Regions from separate parts of the Homo sapiens genome. Here region 1 is linked to region 2. A link is a contact called in ENCODE Hi-C or POLR2A ChIA-PET data. All regions are on one chromosome and are shown on one strand. Each heading gives the region's core, a stretch centred on a gene start or an enhancer-like site at or near the end of the contact. The rest is flanking DNA. Distances are from core to core; before and after follow the strand shown. Region 1 holds the start of GPR37 (G protein-coupled receptor 37). Region 2 holds the start of TMEM229A (transmembrane protein 229A).

What was found. Hi-C counts contacts between places; a loop is a spot of excess contacts on that map. ChIA-PET counts read pairs that join two places held with the same protein, here RNA polymerase II (POLR2A). Pooled maps may share reads with other maps.
Region 1: a pooled map shows a loop between it and region 2 (4-fold over the local background). The contact joins the promoter of GPR37 here to the promoter of TMEM229A in region 2. A Hi-C loop is called at or near these places in 2 of 50 pooled maps. POLR2A ChIA-PET finds 5 or more read pairs at or near these places in 2 of 52 experiments (BJ and Panc1).

The regions. Positions count from the first base shown.
Region 1 is chr7:124,762,690-124,767,312 of GRCh38, forward strand. GPR37 (G protein-coupled receptor 37) reads right to left here and starts at 3,103. Exons shown (of 2, transcript NM_005302.5): 1 at 1,265-3,103. The coding sequence starts at 2,287. RefSeq lists a silencer at 3,115-3,244.
Region 2 is chr7:124,030,193-124,035,006 of GRCh38, forward strand. It overlaps TMEM229A (transmembrane protein 229A), which reads right to left and starts at 2,875. Exons shown (of 1, transcript NM_001136002.2): 1 at 729-2,875. The coding sequence starts at 2,811. The coding sequence ends at 1,669.

The DNA of each region.
Region 1 (4,623 bases), core at 1,853-4,352, 730 kb after region 2:
CATAGTCATGGAATGATCCTGCACCTGATCCCTGTCAAGATAACAGAGGGTCTTATTTACTGTCTCCAGCTTTGGTCCGTCTAAGTAGGTACTGTTTTCTGTTTACTTATCCCCCAGCTTTAGGCCTGGAACAATGTTGAACATAGTGTCACAGGCCCTGGTGCCAGACAGGATCAGGGGCTGCGGAATATTTACAGTTTCCCTTCTTCTGCTTCCATAAATGAAATGGACAGTCTGAATGGAGAAAATCAAGGGCCAGCTGGCTAAAAACACAACTGGCAGCAAAACAGTTGGGCCCCTTCCAAGAGCTGGTGTTTAAAGAGAGGCCATTTAAAGAGCAAAGTCCACCTACCACAATAGTGGGCCAGGACACTAGCTGTAGGATGAAACAATGCAATTTCACTCAAAATGATTTTTGTTTCCAAAGTTTGGAAACTAGATGTGCCCCCTTCTTCCCAAGAAATTTTCTAGTCTTAGGGTCAATCCCTTAAAATAGCCAATCTTTCCACCCATAACAAATAACAAATGTATAACTTTGAGAATGTTAAACAAATTATGTGCCACGCTGGCCAAAGTCTTATTTTTGCTTAAGTTCACGCAAACACACAAAAATAAAATTAAGAAACCGAGATGGGAAAAGACAGGAACAAAAAATGACTTAAGAATTTAGATGGGATAGCATGGAAGACAGTCAGACACTTAAACTAATTTGAGAGGTTATTAATATATCATGAGGCCAACTGACAAACACAATTTTCTTTCTTTCTTTCTTTCAATAAAATGTTACTCCAACTTTGCTGTTTAAGAAAAAATGCAATAATCTTCTTGGGGGAAAACTCACATTGAAGCACTTGGTAACTAGTACACAAATGCTAATGTTTTTTTTTTTTTCCTTGTAGGCTCTGATGATGACAACCTTAGGCTGGCCATTTACTTAACCCTAAAATCTCTGACAAGTGCCAAATCAGAAATACGCATAACACCATATTCAGGGAGATAGATTTATACTCCAAACAATTCTGTATATTGTGAGATCATCCTTTTTTTACAGCCCAGGAGCAGATGAATTTGAAGGTGATTTCGCGAAGCTGCCTCTTTTTGTATATACATACATGCATAAATGATTGGAAAGAGAAATGAAAGAGGGCCCCAGATAAAAAGGAAAGGCGTTCAGCTAGATAGGTGCATCCAGCAGCAGTTCTCTGATGCTATAATCCCGAAAACAGATAAAGCCACTAGCTTGAGAGCCCCTGGAAGGCATTACCTCTATATAGGGCACGATCTTGCAGGAGAAGTCCTCCAGCAGCCACTTCTTGGTCAGCTCGTGGAAGATGACCAGCGGAAGGCAGAAGAAGATGATGAGAAAGTCCCAGAAGGCCAGGTTGGCCAAGAGGGAGTTGGAGATGCTCCGCATGTAGTAGTTGTGGCACACGATGCACATCACCGCCAGGTTGCCAATGATGCCGGTCCCGAAGATCACCACGGACAGACACATGACCGCGTAGGCTCCATAGGACTCCTGGGTCAGCGGGTAGAAGGGGTTCTTCAGTCTCACACGCCGGTTCGTGCTGTTTCCCCGGCGGGGACCCCCAGGCTCATGGATTCCTTCACCCAAGGATCCATTCTGGGCCAGCGCCCGGCCCGGGAGTGCAATTGTCCACCCTTCGTGCCCCGCCAGTCCATTGGCCGTCTTGGACAGGGGCTTGTGGTGGGAACCCTGGAGTTTCCCGGCTCTCCTTGGCCAGTAAAAAAGATCGCTGGCTCCGGGGACTGTCTTCACACTCTGCTCCTGGCTACGCCCGGAAATGCCAGCGCCTCTGGGACCCTTCTCTTCCTCCTCTGAGATCTGAAGGAAGAGCTGGAGGGCCGTGGGGTTCCCTCTCCCCAAAGTTTCAGAAGGCTCCTGACCCCGAGCACCTTTCCACCTCCAGGGGCCAGGTGGCCTGGTTGGAGGTCCCGGGGGTCCGGCTGCCGACGCCTCCGCCCCTCTGCCTGCAGCCGGGTCACGGCCCGGGGCCGCCGGCAGGTCCCAGGAGGGTCCCGCAAGAAACGCTGCCCCCTGCTCCTCCCTGGGTGCTCGGGCTCGCAGAACGTCTCTTGCAGAATTTCCCGGTCCCCAGGCGTCCCTGCCGCGGCGCTGGATCACTGTAGGTGCACAGCTCTCCCCCAGACAAGTTTCGTTTCTGGACGCAGGGGCGACCCCGAGGGCAGAAGAGGCAGACACCTTGAGCAGTAGCAGAAGCAGTAGCCGCGACATGCGGGCGAGAAGCGCGCCCGGGGCTCGCATGGCTTGGTGAGGGCACACCCGGCAGCCGCAGCTCCTGCTTAGTTAGGATCGACACCTGCTGCCGAAGTTGCTGCTGAGAGTTAGGCACATGTCACATACTCACCCCCGCCCGGGTAGCGGGGAACCGGAGATTAGGGTGATAGCGGAAGATCGGTCTTGGGGGTCACACACACGCCCCCTATAATCCTTCCTCCTTTGGCATCTTGTGCATTTCTCAGCCAAGTTGAGTCCCAGCAAGGTATGCCCTCCAAGGTTCCTAGAGGGAATAGGCTACTCCCGGTGGCTGACCTTGAAAAGTTGCAATCAACACCTGACTGTTGATTACTGTTGAGACTCGGGGGAGCCCAGACGAAGCCCCACACTCCTCACTGCCTTTGGGTGGGGGTGGTGGCCTTCTTGGTAACAGTTGCTCTGCCTATTTACATCCTTTCGACAGCGTTTGATCCAGTTGCAAGCCGAGGTCTCTAGAGGAAAAGAAAAACAAGTCCCCCTCCCCCAGACGACTCGCAGTCACAACCCCGCTCCCAGCTCGCTGGAAACACGTTGCAAACAGTCCGAAGCAGCGCTGATGCGCCGGCGAAACTCTTGCCCCACCTAACCCCAGCGACTTGCGAGCCTACTGCTGCCGAGGAGAAGCGGGATTCCAACCCCGCGGCCACTGCCAAAGTTGCTTCTCCTCCAGCTCAAAGTTGACGACGGGGCGAAGCAGGCTGCTGGACGGCGTGCCGCCGCAGAGAAGGAAATCGTGGGGAGAAGGGGGAGAAGAGGGCGCCGCTCGTCGGTGGACAGTGCCGCTAGCCGCGGGAGCTAGTCACTGCCACAGCGGGCTCAGCCCGGACGGGAAGGGTGGTGCCTGGAACCGCCGCGGGCCAGGCAGTGCGCGGCCGGGAAGGGGAGGTGGCCCGGCCTCGCCCCCGCGCTCCAGCCGCTGCGCGCGCCCGCGAAGCTCGACTCTCGGCTCGTTGCCTCCTCCCACTCCTTCGCCTCCTCCTCGGAGAGATACTGGTTTGTGGGGAGACGGGATCCCCTGGTGGTTCACCACTCACTAAACCCACACACGTTTCATTCAAGCCATTTGTAGCGGCTTCCACTCGGAGGAGCTGGGAGGGAACAAGGGCGGAGGCGCGGAGCCTGCGCGGCTCGAGGCTAGGGATGGGCGGGACAGGTTAATTCCCCAGCTGTCGAAACCAGCCTGACAGGTCCCCGAGCCCGGGCTAGGGGCGGGTGCGGGGCGGGAGTGGGGGGTGGGGGTGGGAACGGGAATATGAGAGCGGTCGGGGGAGGGAAGAGAGGAGGGTAGCAGGGGAGTGAGCAGCAGGGTCCCCTCCAATCTGTTGCGGCTGATGCGCATGCCCAGGTCTCAGCTCTGGGGGGCGAGGGGCGGGGCGGGGGAGGGGCGGACGGGGGTTGGGCCGCGGGGAGTAAGAAGGTGAAACCTCACCTCCTCAGGTATTCCCTAGAGATAGGAGAGAATGGGAGCTCAGAGGTGTCAGTCATAGAGAATTACCAGTTCCAGGATTGAGATGCAGAGCGAGAAAGCTCAGGATGCACCATTACCTTTAACACTGAGTTGGGAAGCATCCTACCATGGGTTACTTCGTACCACCCAGAGCATAGTGAGGTAGTTGTATTTGATGAAGTAGTGGGAAATGACTGGAGGCAGAAAATTACTCGAACAGCACTCCCAGCACGGCTGTCCATGCCTTTCCAACCTTTCTACTATATCCCACAACCCTGTCAAAACTGTCAGGGCATAGCTAATAAAATAGACAAATTAATGAAGAGAAAATGATAGAGGAAGAAATAAACACATTCTGAATTTTTTTTTTAAACAGAGTCTTGCTGTGTCGCCCAGGCTGGAGTGCAGTGGTGCGATCTCGACTCACTGCAACCTCCGCCTCCCCGGGTTCAAGCGATTCTCCTGCCTCAGCCTCCCAAGTAGCTGAGACTACAGGCACCCGCCACCATGCCCGGCTAATTTTTTTTGTATTTTTAGCAGAGACGGGGTTTCACTATGTTGGCCAGGCTGGTCTTGAGCTCCTGACCTCGTGATCCGCCCGCCTCGGCCTCCCAAAGCGCTGGCATTACAGGCGTGAGCCATCACACCCGGCCTGAATTTTTTTAAAGCAACACATCTAGAGAGGCAGGAGAAAACACAATGGAACATATGATACCAATTGTGGTAAATAGAATAATGCCCCCCCAAAAAAATGTCCGAATCCTAATTCCTAATACCTGTGAGTATGTTACCTTACAGAGCAAAAGGGATTTTGCCAATGCAATTCAGCTAAGACTCTTGAGATGGGGAGAGTATCGTGATTATCCAGGTGGGTACA
Region 2 (4,814 bases), core at 1,625-4,124:
CTTTTTTCTACACAGGGTTTTCATAAATCTTTGATCCTTGACCAAGTGTCATAGAGAACTTTTCTTAAGTGAAACTCTCTGCAAACAGTTAGCTTATATTTAAGTTTCTATTCAGCTTTGAGTATAGTATTTTGGCTAAAATAATGTTTTGCATGGTCCATTTCACAGGTGAGGTTGATTATATAGCATTCATTACTCTTAATTTAGCTTACAACCTCAGATAGTGGTTTAAAATATATAACACTCATAACTATGTCTAAGTTAATCAAATTTAAATTATTTTCTACTCCTGTAGCAAACATTTTTTGAAAACAGAAAAAAGTCCCTTTTTACAGCATAGGCTCGCTGATAATTTGAATAGAAAACCACTCATTTCTATACATGAAATTTTCCTGATTGTCTTTGTAATAAAAACTGAGAGGATATTCGTCATCCCTGGCTGAGCTGCACTGAATTCTACTCTTTTATACATGTAATAAAACAGCAAACAACATCAAAATACATTATTAATTAGGCATGAATTTCTTAAAATGGTTTACATCATCTCATTTAACTTCAGAGCTTGCAGACATTAACAGTAAGTCACCACAAAGCTACCATTGATTTATAATGCACATTACCACATCAAGCCTGGCCCAAGGACTCTGGGCCCAGAAGGAAAAACAGCCATGGCAGAAATATAATGAAAACATATCTGTATTCACAGAAAACAATTAGGCTTAATGTAATTAGAGTGAACATTCAGGTTCATTTTATTCAAAGGTAATGTTTCTGCCCTTGAAGTTCCATGTAGAAAAGGGTCCTTGGAGTTAGAACACTGTGGAAGGTGATATAATTTCACTTGGCCCTCGGCTATGTAAGGTAAACATTTTACATTATTGCACAGTAACAAAAATTTACAGCCATAGATAACACAGGATCTGATCAACGTTAACACACCTGCTGTTTAAGGCTTACCCACATTGGAAAGCAATCATTTCCAGGATGGAGATCAAATATCTTAACACAGTGTCACCTGTGTGAGTTGCTAGAAAAGACCTCTCATTTAAAAATCTGTTCATAGAACGTGCTTTCACATTTTTCAGCCTCTTTTCACTTGTGTGCTAGACGGAGGCACTTTAAGAGCTATTAACTGTAGTCTCAAGAGTACAAGACATTGAGTTTCTTCAGTCATTGGTAAATATGGCAAGGAATTAAAATGAAATTAGATTAAAAAGAAAGTAAAACAAATCACTGAATCAGAAAATTTAGCCAAATCTTGTAAAAATCACTGGTCTCTGATTTAAAGATCCCCCCCCGCCAAAAAAAAAAAAATTAGTAGCTGTCACTCATCTGTTGCCAGATGGGTAAACACTACTACATCATTCTGATGTTAAGGTATAACGGTTTTGCTGTTTGGGCGTGTAAACGTTTGGGCTTGTAAATGTTTTAAAACATTGGCAAATAAAGTACTTTGAATTATGTTTCGAGTAGTGTTTCAAAGTATATTATACACGGGTTTCAAATAGAAAAACTAAAAGGTGGAATAAAACAATTTGGAAGAGTTTAGTAAAGCGTATAAAAATTAAAGGACTAAAAAACCCACTTCATTTTAAATGTGTAAAAATAAATCGCATCCATTCGTGGGAATCCAGTGACTTTTTCCTTTTCTTTCTTTCTTTTTTGGTTTTAGTTAGCTGGTACGTACTGCACCCTCCACAACACGTTGGAAATTAGGTCCTGGTACACACTAAGGAATATCCAGCCAGGTAAATACATCAGGGTGATGAGGCCCATAAAATTGAGCGGGTAGTGAGAATAGTCCCAGGAACAAGCCCCGCACGTGCGGAGTCCCAGACCCCAGGACAGCTCCCACACGTAGATGAAGATCACGTAGATGGGCACCCGCTTCCAAGTGCCCCAACCGCGGCTGTAGTGGAGGTGGAAGTAGAGCTTTTCCACCACGAAACTGCAGCTGCCGTACATAAAGAAGGACCAGAGCGACGTGTGGCCGCTGGTTGTCCCGTCCCCCTGCCCCAGTACGTTGAAGAAGAAGGTGAAGAAGATCTCATCCAGAAAGCCGTGCATTCCGAAGAAAAGAAAGCGGGGTAGGTCGGGCAGCCCCTGGCTGGGGGCTCCCCCGGCGCCCCTGGGGCCACGGGGTCGTCGCCGCCGGGCTCCGGCCGCAGTAGGGACCCGGGCGCCGGGAGGGACGGGGAGCGCGCCCCTCCGCTGCTGCTGCTGCTGCTGCTGCTGCTGTTGCTGCTGCCGCCGCCTCTGTCGCCCGTACCGCAAGCGCAGGAAGCGCTTCAGGAACACTTGGCAGTGGTAGAGCGCCAGCACGTACTGCAGCGCCAGGTCCAGCGCCCCTGGCGCCACCGCGACCCCCGCCCCGCCGCCCAGGCTGAGTAGTAGCGCCTGGCCCGCTAGGGTCTGCAGCCCCACGTGGGCCGAGGGGTAGAGGAGGAAATTGAAGACGAAGGCGTTGGGACAGCGCCGCTGCTGCAGGTACACCTTCTCCAGGGCGAAATGGGTGAGCGAGTGCAGCAGGCAGCGGTAGGGCGAGGAGAAGCCTAGCATCCGCAGGTCCGGGCTGCGGGCGAAGCGCCGGGCCGAGGACACCAGCACGTCCAGGGTGATCCCGTGCATCCCGTAGAAGTAGAGGCGCATCCAGGCGGGCAGCGTGGCGCTCTCAGCCGGCGCTTCAGCAGTGGACAGCGGCTCCGGGCAGCCGGCTGCCGCCTCGCTTCCTGGCCCGCCAGGGGCCCCCGGACGCCGCGCCGCGCCGCCCCTCCGTGCGGGGCCCTCGCTGTCCACGTCGCTCCCCGCCATGGGCTCGGAGGCTGTCCGAACGCCCGAGGCTGCACCGCCGCCGCTGCCGGGTGCGCGGAGCTGCAGGGCCGAGCGGCCGAGCCCCGCGCCGCCTCCTGGCCGCTGCCGGCCCCCGGGGGGCGCGCAGGGAGCTCCGTCCCGGCCGCGGTCCCGCGGCAGCGGGGGCTGATGCACTCAGGGGACTCGCGGGCCGCCCGGCTAGCGGAATCCCCCCGCCGTGGCCCCGCTGCGCCCTCCCTTCCAGTCCCGGGCGAGGTGCCGCCCGCCCGCGCCCGCTCTAGCTCTCACCCTGCGCGGCCTAACGGGCACCGCGGCCCAGCCAGGGGAGGCGGCGCCGGGGCTGTGAGGGGAAATGCAGAAGCTTGTGGAAGCCCCATCCCCTCCGCTGCTTAGCCCCGCGCCTCCGCTGCAGGCTCTGGGAACGTAACGCGAGCAGCGGCGGCCCTGCCCCCGCCCTGCCAATGCCCCTCTCCGCCTGCCTCGACCTCTCCCGCCTTCTCAGGCCGCCCCCACGCGCCCGCCCGCCGCACCGAGTCCCACAGGGTCTGCTCGGGAAGGCCCGGCCCTGCTTCTTCCTCCCGGTGCGCCCACTCAACACAGGGGCTCCGGTCGTGCGGGGGGCGCTTGCTGGGCGGAGGCACTGAGTGGAGAAACACCTAACAGGTGTGACTGCAAGTTGATGGGCATTCCCTGCATCGCGGCAATCAGGGCCAGGGCCTGGCTGGCGGAGACGAATGGCTGAGTGCCACGGGCTGGAGGCTGGGCTCAAGACCAAAATATGGTGCTGTATACTTAATGTTCTTATTCAAAGCCAGCTGTGTCCCAGTCATAGAGAATAAACTCGAGACTCCACGCCTGCCCGCCCCTGCGTTACCCTCCATCTAAATTGCTGCCGCGGGGCCTGATCCACTTTTCCAATCTATTTCTTGGCCCATCTACTTTTCTGGGTTTACTCAAGGCCAAGGACAGAGATTCGATGTCCCCCAGAATTTGTGAAATGATTTCAGGCCAGTTGGGTTGGGTTGGGGTGTGGAGAAGAGGAAATGCTTTGTTCTAGCTACTGTGGGGTCTCAGGTGGAGAATAGTACCTCGTCCTGGCACACCCCGCTGCTGGGTTCTTCTTTTGGCAGAACTAGGTCATCCCAGAAATGGAGAGTGACATAAAGGGCCAGGGTTTATCTTTTTCTATCTTTTCCCTCCCTCCCTTCACCTCTCCCCTCTTCTCCCTTCCCTCATTCCCTACTTCCTCCCCTCCCCTCCCCTCCCCTCCAATCCCTCCCTCCCTCTCTCTCTCCCTTCCTCCCTCTTTATCTCCTTCCTTCCTTCCTTCCTTCCTTCCTTCCTTCCTTCCTTCCTTCCTTGGTTGAGAGAGTGGAAGGGGTTCAGAATGTTGGTGTGTTGGTTCCACCATTCTCTCCAATTTTGAATCAGTCTTGGAACTGGAAAGAGCCTCGGGGGTGAATTATACCGATTACCTCCCTCTTTCTCCTCCTTCCCCCGAAATTCATGTGCGGATAGATAACAGTTCTGTGTTAGAGTTTAGATCCTCCCTTGATGAAAGGCTTTCTGGGGAATTTTTTTTTTTCCTTCTGGCGAATAGACATAATGAGGCTGATCCTCTATTTCTAAGGCAACCTCCTCCTCACGCTGTCTCCTTGCCTATTTCAGCCCCTCACGTTCCAATCTGTGGTAGCTAAGTTGACTGTGAATTAAGAGAAACTTTCATGTCAGGGACAGGAATGTCAGGAAGTTTTCATGTGAGGGACAGAAATGTCAGGTAGCAGGTTCATCAAACTTGTTGCAAACCAGGTTTGATCTAGTTGCCCAAGTGCCTGAGCAAATACATTGAAGGGAAATAATGTAAACATTTTTGTGAGCACCTTGCTATGCCTACACTGGGAAAATAAAGGGTTATAAGATGCTCTCTTTAAGAAGTGTGTAATCTAGTTAAAATGATAATAATCTATTATGCCTTCATAAAGCCTACTTATGATTATTATCAA